Regions from separate parts of the Homo sapiens genome. Here region 2 is linked to region 1. A link is an interaction called in ENCODE POLR2A ChIA-PET data of the cell type or tissue named here. Cell type or tissue: MCF 10A. All regions are shown on one strand. Each heading gives the region's core, and the rest is flanking DNA. Links, peaks and the distances in the headings are about the cores only. Region 1 has its middle 11 kb from the start of SLC25A10. Region 2 overlaps BAHCC1 (BAH domain and coiled-coil containing 1).

Region 1 (4,378 bases), core at 299-4,298:
ATACCCAAATTAAGCTGTGTAACCAAGAGACAACACGTGTTCTTTTCAGACGTGCATGCAGCGGTTCACAAAAGTGTAGCGGGTACGAGACTGCAATAAAAATCTCCATAACTTCAGAAAACCAGCTGGGCCATGGCTCATGCCTGCTGTCCCAGGGCTATGGGAGGCCAAGGCCAGAGGATCGCTTCAGCCTAGAAGTTCAAGCTGCAGTGAGCTATTATTGTGCCATCTCACTCCAGCCTGGGTGACAAAGCGAGACCCCATCTCAAAAATAATAATAATTATTGTTATTTTTTGTTTTTTTTGAGATGGAGTTTCGCTGTGGTTCCCTAGGCTGGAGTGCGGTGGCACAATCTTGGCTCACTTCAACCTCCGCCTCCCAGGTTCAAGTGATTCTCCTGCCTTAGCCTCCCAAGTAGCTGGGATTACAGGCATGGGCCGCCACACCCGGCTAATTTTGTATTTTTAGTAGAGACGAGCTTTCTCCATGTTGGTGAGGCTGGTCTTGAACTTCTGACCTCAGATGATCGGCCCACCTCAGTCTCCCAAAGTGCTGGGATTACAGGAGTGAGCCACTGCCCTCGGCCACACACAAAAAAATATTTTTAAAGTATGAGCTTCAGGCTGGGCGTGGTGGCTCACACCTAAAATCTCAGCACTTTGGGAGGCCAAGGCAGGTGGATCACCTGAGGTCAGGAGTTCGAGACCAGCCTGGCCAACATGGCAAAACCCTGTCTCTACTAAAAATACAAAAATTAGCCGGGCATGGTGGCGCATGCCTGTAATGCCAGCTACTTGGGAGGCTGAGAAAAGAGAATCGCTTGAACCCGGGAGGCAGAGATTGCAGTGATCATACCTCCCGGGAGGCAGAGGTTGGAGATCGTACCACTGCACTCCAGCCTGGGCAAAAAGAGCAAAACTTCGTCTCAAAAAAAAAAAAAAAAAAAAAAAAAGAAAATATGGAGAGCCAAGTGATTGATGATAAGGCAGACGCTCAGGCCATAGTGGGGAGCAGAACCAGTGTTCCAGAAGCTTCCAGAAGCCACTGGTGCCACCTCCCAGTTACAGGTTTCCCAACCCACACCCTTCTGACTTTATGGGGACTGTTTCCCCTTTTTTGTTTTACCACCTCAGTATGTGCTCCTAAATGCTACATTTCTTTTCTTTTTTTTTTTTTTGGAGACGGAGTCTCGCACTGTCACCCAGGCTAAACTGCAGTGATGCGATCTCAGCTCACTGCAACCTCCACCTCCCGGGTTCAAGCGATTCTCCTGCCTCAACCTTAGCTGGGGTTACAGGTGCCTACTACCACACTCGGCTAATTTTTTGTATTTTTAGTAGAGACAAGGTTTCACCACGTTGGTCAGGCTGGTCTTGAACTTCTAACCTCAGTATTCTCCCGCTTCAGGCTCCCAAAATGCTGGGATTACAGGTGTGAGCCGCCGCACCCGGCCCTACATTTTCATTTTGCTTCTTTGTTTATTGAGACAGGGTCTCACTCTGTTGCCCAGGCTGGAGTGCAGTGGTACAATTTCAGCCCACTGCAGCCTCCACCTCCTGGGCTCAAGTGATCCTCCCACCTCAGCCTCCCGAACAGCTGGGACCACAGGCGTGCGCTACCACACCTGGCTAATACTTAAAAATTTTCGTAGAGATGGAGTTTCACTAACTTGCCCAGGCTAGTCTTGAACTACGGGGCTCAAGTGATCTTTCCACCTTAGACTCCTGGGTAGCTGGGACTACAGGCACGCACCACCACGCCCATCTCCATTTGTGTCCAAGTTTCTATAAATACATGTTTTCTTTCCTCCTGGGTACGTACAGAGGCGTGGAATTACTGGGTTAGATGGTAACTGTGTTTAACACTTTGAAGAACTGCCAGACTCTATTCCACAGCGGCCACACCACCCTCCATTCCCAGTAGCGCTGGATGGTTCTCATTTCTCCACAGCTTCACCAACACTTGCTCAGTTTCTGTCCTTTTGATTTTAGCCTAGTGGATGCTGCCGCATCTGTGGTGGTTTGGATTTGCATTTCCTTAACAACTGATAATGCCGAGTGGTGTCTCCTGTGTTTATTGGCCATTTGTATACCTTCTTTCCCATCCTGTGCCATTAACAACTTTCTTTCTTGTAAGAGTTTTCTTATATGTTCTAGACTGTAGTCCCTTATCTGATACGATTTACAGAGATTTCCTCCCATTATGCGGGCTGTCTCCCGCTTTCCTGATAGTGTCCTTTAAAGCACAGAAGTTTTTTTGTTGTTGTTGTTGAGACAGTTTTGCTCTTCTAGCTTAGGCTGGAGTGCAGTGGTGCAATCTTGGCTCACTGCAACCTCTGCCTCCCGGGTTCAAGCGATTCTCCTGCCTCAGCCTGCCGAGTAGCTGGGACTGGTGTGCTCCACCATGCCTCGGTAATTTTTTGGTATTTTTAGCAGAGATGGGGTTTCACCATGTTGGCCTGACCTCAGATGATCCACCCGCCTCGGCCTCCCAAAGTGCTGGGATTACAGGTGTGAGCCCCCACGCCAGGCGAATAGACTTTTCTTTCCCCACTGAATTGTCTTGGCATCCTTGTTGAAATTTCTTGACAATAAATGATTATTGTGTAACTTTTTGTAAACTATGAAGTCACTTAAAAAAATGCATGGAGGCTGGATGCGGCGGCTCATGCCTGTAATCCCAGAACTTTTGGGAGGCTGAAGGGGGTGGATCACTTGAGGTCAGGAGTTTGAGACCAGCCTGGCCAACATGGTGAAACCTCGTCTCTACTAAAAATACAAAAAGGAGCCAGGCTTGGTGATGTGCACCTGTAGTCCCAGCTACTCATGAGGCTGAGGCACGAAAATCGCTTGAACCTGGTAGGTGGAGGTTGCAGTGAGCTGAGACCTCACCACTGCACTCCAGCCTGGGTGACAGAGCAAAAATCCATCCAAAAGGAGAGAAAAAAAAAAAAAAAAAAAAAAGCACGGAAATGACTGCTGACTCAGCAGGTGACTGCTGAAATGCTGACTCAGCAGGGTCCAGATCTCTCCCTGGCCCCCAAGCGTGAAACTGACTGGCTTCTGGCCTTCGGACCAGGTGGCCTGCAGGGCCTGTGGGTTAAGGGCCATGAAACCACAGGACTGACATCCCCTCTGACCTACCCCCACCCTGGGCCTGTGCCCTGGACCTGGGGAGCTGTGGCTTCTGTGGAGGGTGGGTAAGGAGCCCTGCCCACTGGCCTCCTCTCCCACCCCACCCTCTGCACCCTGCCCTGTGGTGGCCCACTGCCAGGCCTGGCCCTGCCAAACCAGACTGGGCACTTTCATCCCCTGACTGGCACTGTCCCAGTGGGGCTGACTGCAGGGAGGGGCTGGGGGTGATGCCAGCCTCTGGGGTGGCCCCGGTGCCCTGTCATGATGGCCGCTTCCTCCAGGGCTCCCATCAAAGCAGCTCTGAGAATGTGGTCCCTCCATCTGCAGATTTTGGGATTTGCTGGCTAGAGCTGCCTTTCTGAACCACCTGGTTTCTCAGGAAGCAGCAGCCTTCCCCCTGAACCTACCCAGCCACTCCCTGGGTGTGAATTTCCAACCTGGGCACTGGGTACCATGTACAAACCTCAGAGCTCCCACTGGTCCCCAGTTCAAACAAAACCAGCTCTTCACAAAATGCACATGGCAGTCAGAGAAACTTGAGCACTGAATGGATATTCAAGGATATCAAAGATTTTTTTTTTTTCTGAGACAGGGTCTTGCTCTGTTCTCCAGGCTGGAGTGCAGTGGCGCAATCATGGCTCATCGTGGCCTAAATCTCCTGGGCTCAAGTGATCCTCCCACCTCAGCCTCCCAAGTAGCTGGGACTACAGGTGCATGCCATGACGCTCAGGTAATTTTTAAATTTTCTGTACAGATGGAGATCTCACCATATCGTCCAGGCTAGTCTCGAATTCCTGGGCTCAAGAGATCTTGCCTCAGCCTCCCACAGTGCTGGGATTACAAGTATGAGAGATCACACCCGGCCCACCATTACATTCTTTTTTTGAAATGGGGTCTCGCTCTGTCACCCAGGCTGGAGTGCAGTGGTGCGATCATAGCTCCCTGCAGCCTCGAACTTGCAGGCTTAAAGGATCCCACCGCAGCCTTCCAAGTAGCTGGGACTACAGGCTGTTTGCGCCACTGCACTCCAGCCTGAGTGACACAGTAAGACCCTGTCTTAAAAAAAAAAAAAAGGGCATCTTTGGGAGGCCAAAATGGGCAGATCCCCTGAGCTCAGAAGTTTGGGACCAGCCTGGGTAACATTGTGAGACCCCAACTCTACAAAAACATACAAAAATTAGCCAGGTATGATGGTGCACGCCCATAGCACCAGCTACTTGGAAGGCTGAGGTAGAAGACTGGT
Region 2 (4,378 bases), core at 199-4,198, 320 kb after region 1:
TCCATTCACACGCACTTCCCCCCTTCCCCAGGCCACTCAGCCGGCGCAGCTCCAGCCTTCGGGGGACAGGAGCCCCACCCCCACTTCTGTCTCCCACCACCTCGTGTGGCGCTAATCAGGAGAGGACAGCGCCATCTGCCAATCCCCTGGGCTCTGACACCCTTTAAGGTGTAGCGCACACAGCCTCAGGAGCCGCCATGACAACTGAAGATGCTACACGAAGGCCAGGGGATGCTGCCATGTCCCCCAGGCAGGTGCCCACGCAGCCTGTGGCCCCACGCCATGGTCCAGTGTGGGGGGAACACCTTGATTTTTAATAAAGAGACCAGAGACCCTGGCTGGGTCTCTCACCACTGCCACCTCCTAACTTAGTTTTCCCAGAGTTAATCGTTCATCTTTTCCGGTGTGGGGGTGAAATCCTAGGGGAAAAGCAGAGCTCTTCACACCCACACACGCGTGCCTGTGCGCGTCACCTGAGCGTGGATGGGCACTTATGCACTGGGGCAGGAGACGGAGGCCAGTGTGGCTCAGCCCAGCTCTGGGGATAGGAAGGGACAGAAGGACATTTCCACCCCCAGACTCAGGAGCCTGCAGTCTCCCAGGAAAGGTGGCTGATATCAGGGGAAAGGCACTGGCCCCAAACAAGCCAGCCAGGGGGGCTGGGCAGGGGCTGCTGCCAGGCTCTGTGGGACAGACCCAGGTGGGTGGTCAGGGCTGGGAGGTCATAGAAGGGGACAAGAAGGGCTGCAGGCCAAGAACAGCTCAGCTGGTGTGGGGCATGGAGGAAAGGAGAGGTGGGCATGGAGCAGTCGGGGACCCCTCTCCACTTAGGCAGAGTCACACGGGGGCTCTGAGAGGATGTGACGCCGGGATCAGAACTCCAGGGTGGCAGGGGCAGGCACTGGGGATTGTAGAAGCTGCCCAAGTAAAGGGCCAGGCAGGGGTAGGCCCCAGGAGGGGCAGGGCACGGTGGGCAGAGACGGTACTGAGGGCAGCTGAGAGGTGGGGGTGCAGGGTGGGAGCCTGGGGGGTGGGAGGCAGGTGGGGCCTGGGGTAGCCGAGCATCTAGGAACCTCTAGGACCCCAGGCGCAGAGGCCTGGGGTGGAGGTGGCCACACAGGACAGGAAGCAGTGCCCCATGCAGGCAGCGGCTTCCAGGACAACCAGACAGCCTCAGGGCAGGCCCGGGACCAGACCTGGCCCCGAGGCATTCGCCACGCACTGGAATTGATCTTGACGGGAATGTCCTCCTCCTGCCGAGCAAGAGCTCAGGAAAGGGCAAGGCCAAGTTCAGCTGGAGCCCGAGGACACGGTCCACAGCCACACAGGGGCAGCAGGAGGAAGGGGGCCGGGGAAGGCGCTGAAGGGAGGCTGAGCCACAGAGGGTCATGTGGATCTGGGGCTCTGCTCCCTCCTGCAGGTGGCCAGGAACCAGGAGCCAGGAGACGGAGGATGGAGCAGTTGGGGAGGACGTAGGGGGCAGACAGGTGCCCGTGCCAGTCACTAAGCAACCTGGCTTTCCCAGGGGCCACTGGAGTGGGACTCCTTGTGGGCCAGTTGTGAACAGTGTGAGTGTGTGTGTGCAGGTGAACACCTGCCTCATGGTGTGAGCACACAGGAGCAGGTGTATGTTGCCACATCTGTGAGTGTGAGCAGCTGTGAGCTTGGTCAGTGAACCTGTGGCTAGACCCCGCTGGGATATCCTTACTGGGGTCTGCAGAGTGGGCCTCACCCAAGAGGGGGCCACAGCTCTACGTCCACAGAGCCAGGAAACCCCTGCCAGGCGGCAATGTCTGTTCATGCCTGAGAGGGGACCTGCCCCACAGCGCAGCCCCTTCTCCCACCCACCATGGCACCCCCATCCTGGGCTCAGGTCTCTTGGGTCTCCGGTCTGGGCATCCCCCATCTCTTCTTCCCTGGATCTGCTCACTCTCACCCATGCCATGTGTTAAGAACAGGAGGCGCCCCTGGTTGCAGAAGTCTCAGGGGAAGAAAGCAAAGCTTCAACTGTGCTCCAAGGACCGGAGAGAGAGGGAGTCGCACTGAGACCCGACTTCCCTTGAAGACGCCAGCAGGCTGGTTTCTTTCTTACTTAATATGGCTAAGGCTTCTCTTTTTTGGTGGGGTACCCCAAGAAGGCACTGCCCCCCAATGTCACCCTCCGCTTCAGGGAGCCCAGCCTGCTGCTCAGAGGACCCTATTGGAAGCACACCCATCCCCCATTTCTGGAAATTTCCACTGGAAAACCATGTCCCTGCACTGAGCTGGGGCAAGGGGCTGCTCTGCCGTTCCTCACAGTTGCAAGTGACAGTGGGTCTCCCACAGACCCCGGAGAGGGGCAGCACTTCCGGCCAGCCTCAGAGTCCCCGCATCTCAAGACACTGGACTTTTTCTTGGGGGATCCTAGGGGAGAGAAGGGAAGGCAGGAACCCAGCCCACCTGTTTGTCCCTCCCTTCCTCGCCACAGCAGGTCAGAATGAAAAAAACCCACTTCCTGGCTGATCCGATCGGGAACCTAATCGTGTGGACAGCTGCAGCATGCCAGCCCGGCTGGCTCCCAGCTTGGGCGCTGGACGCCTCCCCACCAGACCCGAGGCTCGCTGCAAACCCCGCGCCGACCTCATAACCAGGACCTGGGCGCCGCCTGCCCCCAGCGCCTGCCACCACATCCCCTCAGCGCACACCTAGCGCCCACCATCCCTGGATTCTCCCGCGGCAGCTGCTCTGGGGCCACGGGAGGCAGTAATATTATAGATTACAACAAACAGGGGCAGCCCACTGACAAATAGGCCTGCGTGAGCGAAACGGTATATTATCCCATAAAAACGTCAGCGGGCGGAGCCCGAGCGGAGTGCGGTCCCACGCCCGAGGCCCTTCCAGGCCCCATCCTTTGCAGAAGGGCCTGGGCTGCGGGTGATTTTCCAGACACTGCACGCTGGCTCTGATGTTTTTTTTGCTTGTTACACTGTGTCTTCGGTGAGGGGAAATGAGGTCCCAGAGGTTAATGGGGACCGGGGAACCCCAGGGAAGCCGTTCCCAGGTGGGCGGGGAGCGGGGGCTGGGAGGGGGAATGCAGAGCAAGTAACCCACCTACCCAACAGACAGGGGCGTGCTCTGAGTCCAAGCCCATTCACAGCACGTCTGCGAGGTGGGGGACACAAGGGGAGGCCATCTCCCCTCAAGGAGGCTGTCCAGGAGCCAAGGGTTTCGGACCCTCCCCTGGACAGGCCAGGACGAGCCTGCCTCCCTCCTCAGGGGAACAAGGCAGTGCCTGTCTTGAGGGAGGGCTTCTTTTTGGAAACCTCTCATTCAGGATGAACCCATTAAGAAGGCAGGCAGCTTCTGTTGTTTGAGGGTGTCAGGAGGGCAAGGGGGCACCCCAAAGGCTGGGCGGTATTTTCTCGAGGGACTCCCTAGGCAGAGGCTGGCCCTGCTGCTACCCAGGAGGAGTCCCTGTATCGCTTCCACAGCAGCTGATGGGCAACCAGGCCCCTCTGAGAAGACCACTCCAAAAGAGGGCATATGCCATGTACTGAGCTCAGGGGGTTGGGGGAGACTCTCCGGTGGGGCGTTGGCCAGGACAATCACAGTAGCTGCCTCACAGGATCCAGAGGGCAGAGGACAGAGGACAGGTCCCATTTGTTATGGGCCTATATTCAGGTATTTATGGTAGGGAGGAAGCCAGACCGGGGGGCCCAGAAGCCTCTTCCAGAAGGAAGGGCAGGGGGGCACGATGGAGCAAGGCTTTCTTCCACCAGGAAAGTATTTATTCCCAGCGGCACTGGCTGAACTCTATCTGTGCTTGGGAATTCCCAGCCCAGGGACATGGACAGTCTCGGGCTCAGACCCTGGAGCTAGATCAGGGTATTCTGGGAAATATAGTCCTTTGGGAGTTAGAAGGCCCTGCCAGGATTGGGGGCGGGGGAGGCAGATTGAGTTAAGAAACAGCCAAGGAAGAGGAGGGAGTAAAGGGAGTTACCCTTACTCCAACCCCAGGGTGGATGTTTAAAACTCCTGGGAAGTGGCTATATATAAACATCTGCTGCCTCAAAAGACACCAGAGGCCGGGCACGGTGGCTCACACCTGTAATCCTAGCACTTTGGGAGGCCAAGGTGGGCAGATTGCTTGAGCTCAGGAGCTCAAGACCAGCATGGGAAACATGGTGAAACCCCGTCTCTACTAAAAATACAAAAAATTAGGGCGTGGTGGTACATGCCTGTAATCCCAGCTACTTGGGAGACTGAGGCACGACAATGGCTTGAACCAGGGAGGCAGAGGTTGCAGTGAGGCAGTGAGCCAAGATTGTGCCACTGCACTCCAGCCTGGCAGACAGAGCCAGACTGTCTCAAAAAACAAAAACAAAACAAAAACAAAAAC

The links. ChIA-PET counts read pairs that join two places held together with the same protein. Peaks named below come from ENCODE experiments on the same cell type or tissue, not always from the same donor. Only the 100,000 strongest peaks of a DNase experiment are listed, where the experiment ranks them.
Region 2: POLR2A ChIA-PET joins it to region 1 with 5 read pairs; 3 of 35 experiments call an interaction of 5 or more read pairs at or near these places.

What each region holds. Positions count from the first base shown.
Region 1 is chr17:81,721,310-81,725,687 of GRCh38, reverse strand. No RefSeq gene overlaps it. Among named protein-coding and RNA genes, the nearest start is that of SLC25A10, 11 kb to the right of the region's middle. RefSeq lists an enhancer at 2,680-3,221. In MCF 10A, for the core only: no CTCF peak of the experiment used is centred there; a DNase peak (open chromatin) is centred at 1,837.
Region 2 is chr17:81,405,050-81,409,427 of GRCh38, reverse strand. All of the region lies in intron 2 of BAHCC1 (BAH domain and coiled-coil containing 1), which reads right to left. Among named protein-coding and RNA genes, the nearest start is that of MIR4740, 6.5 kb to the right of the region's middle. RefSeq lists a silencer at 25-319 and an enhancer at 3,286-3,840. In MCF 10A, for the core only: no CTCF peak of the experiment used is centred there; no DNase peak of the experiment used is centred there.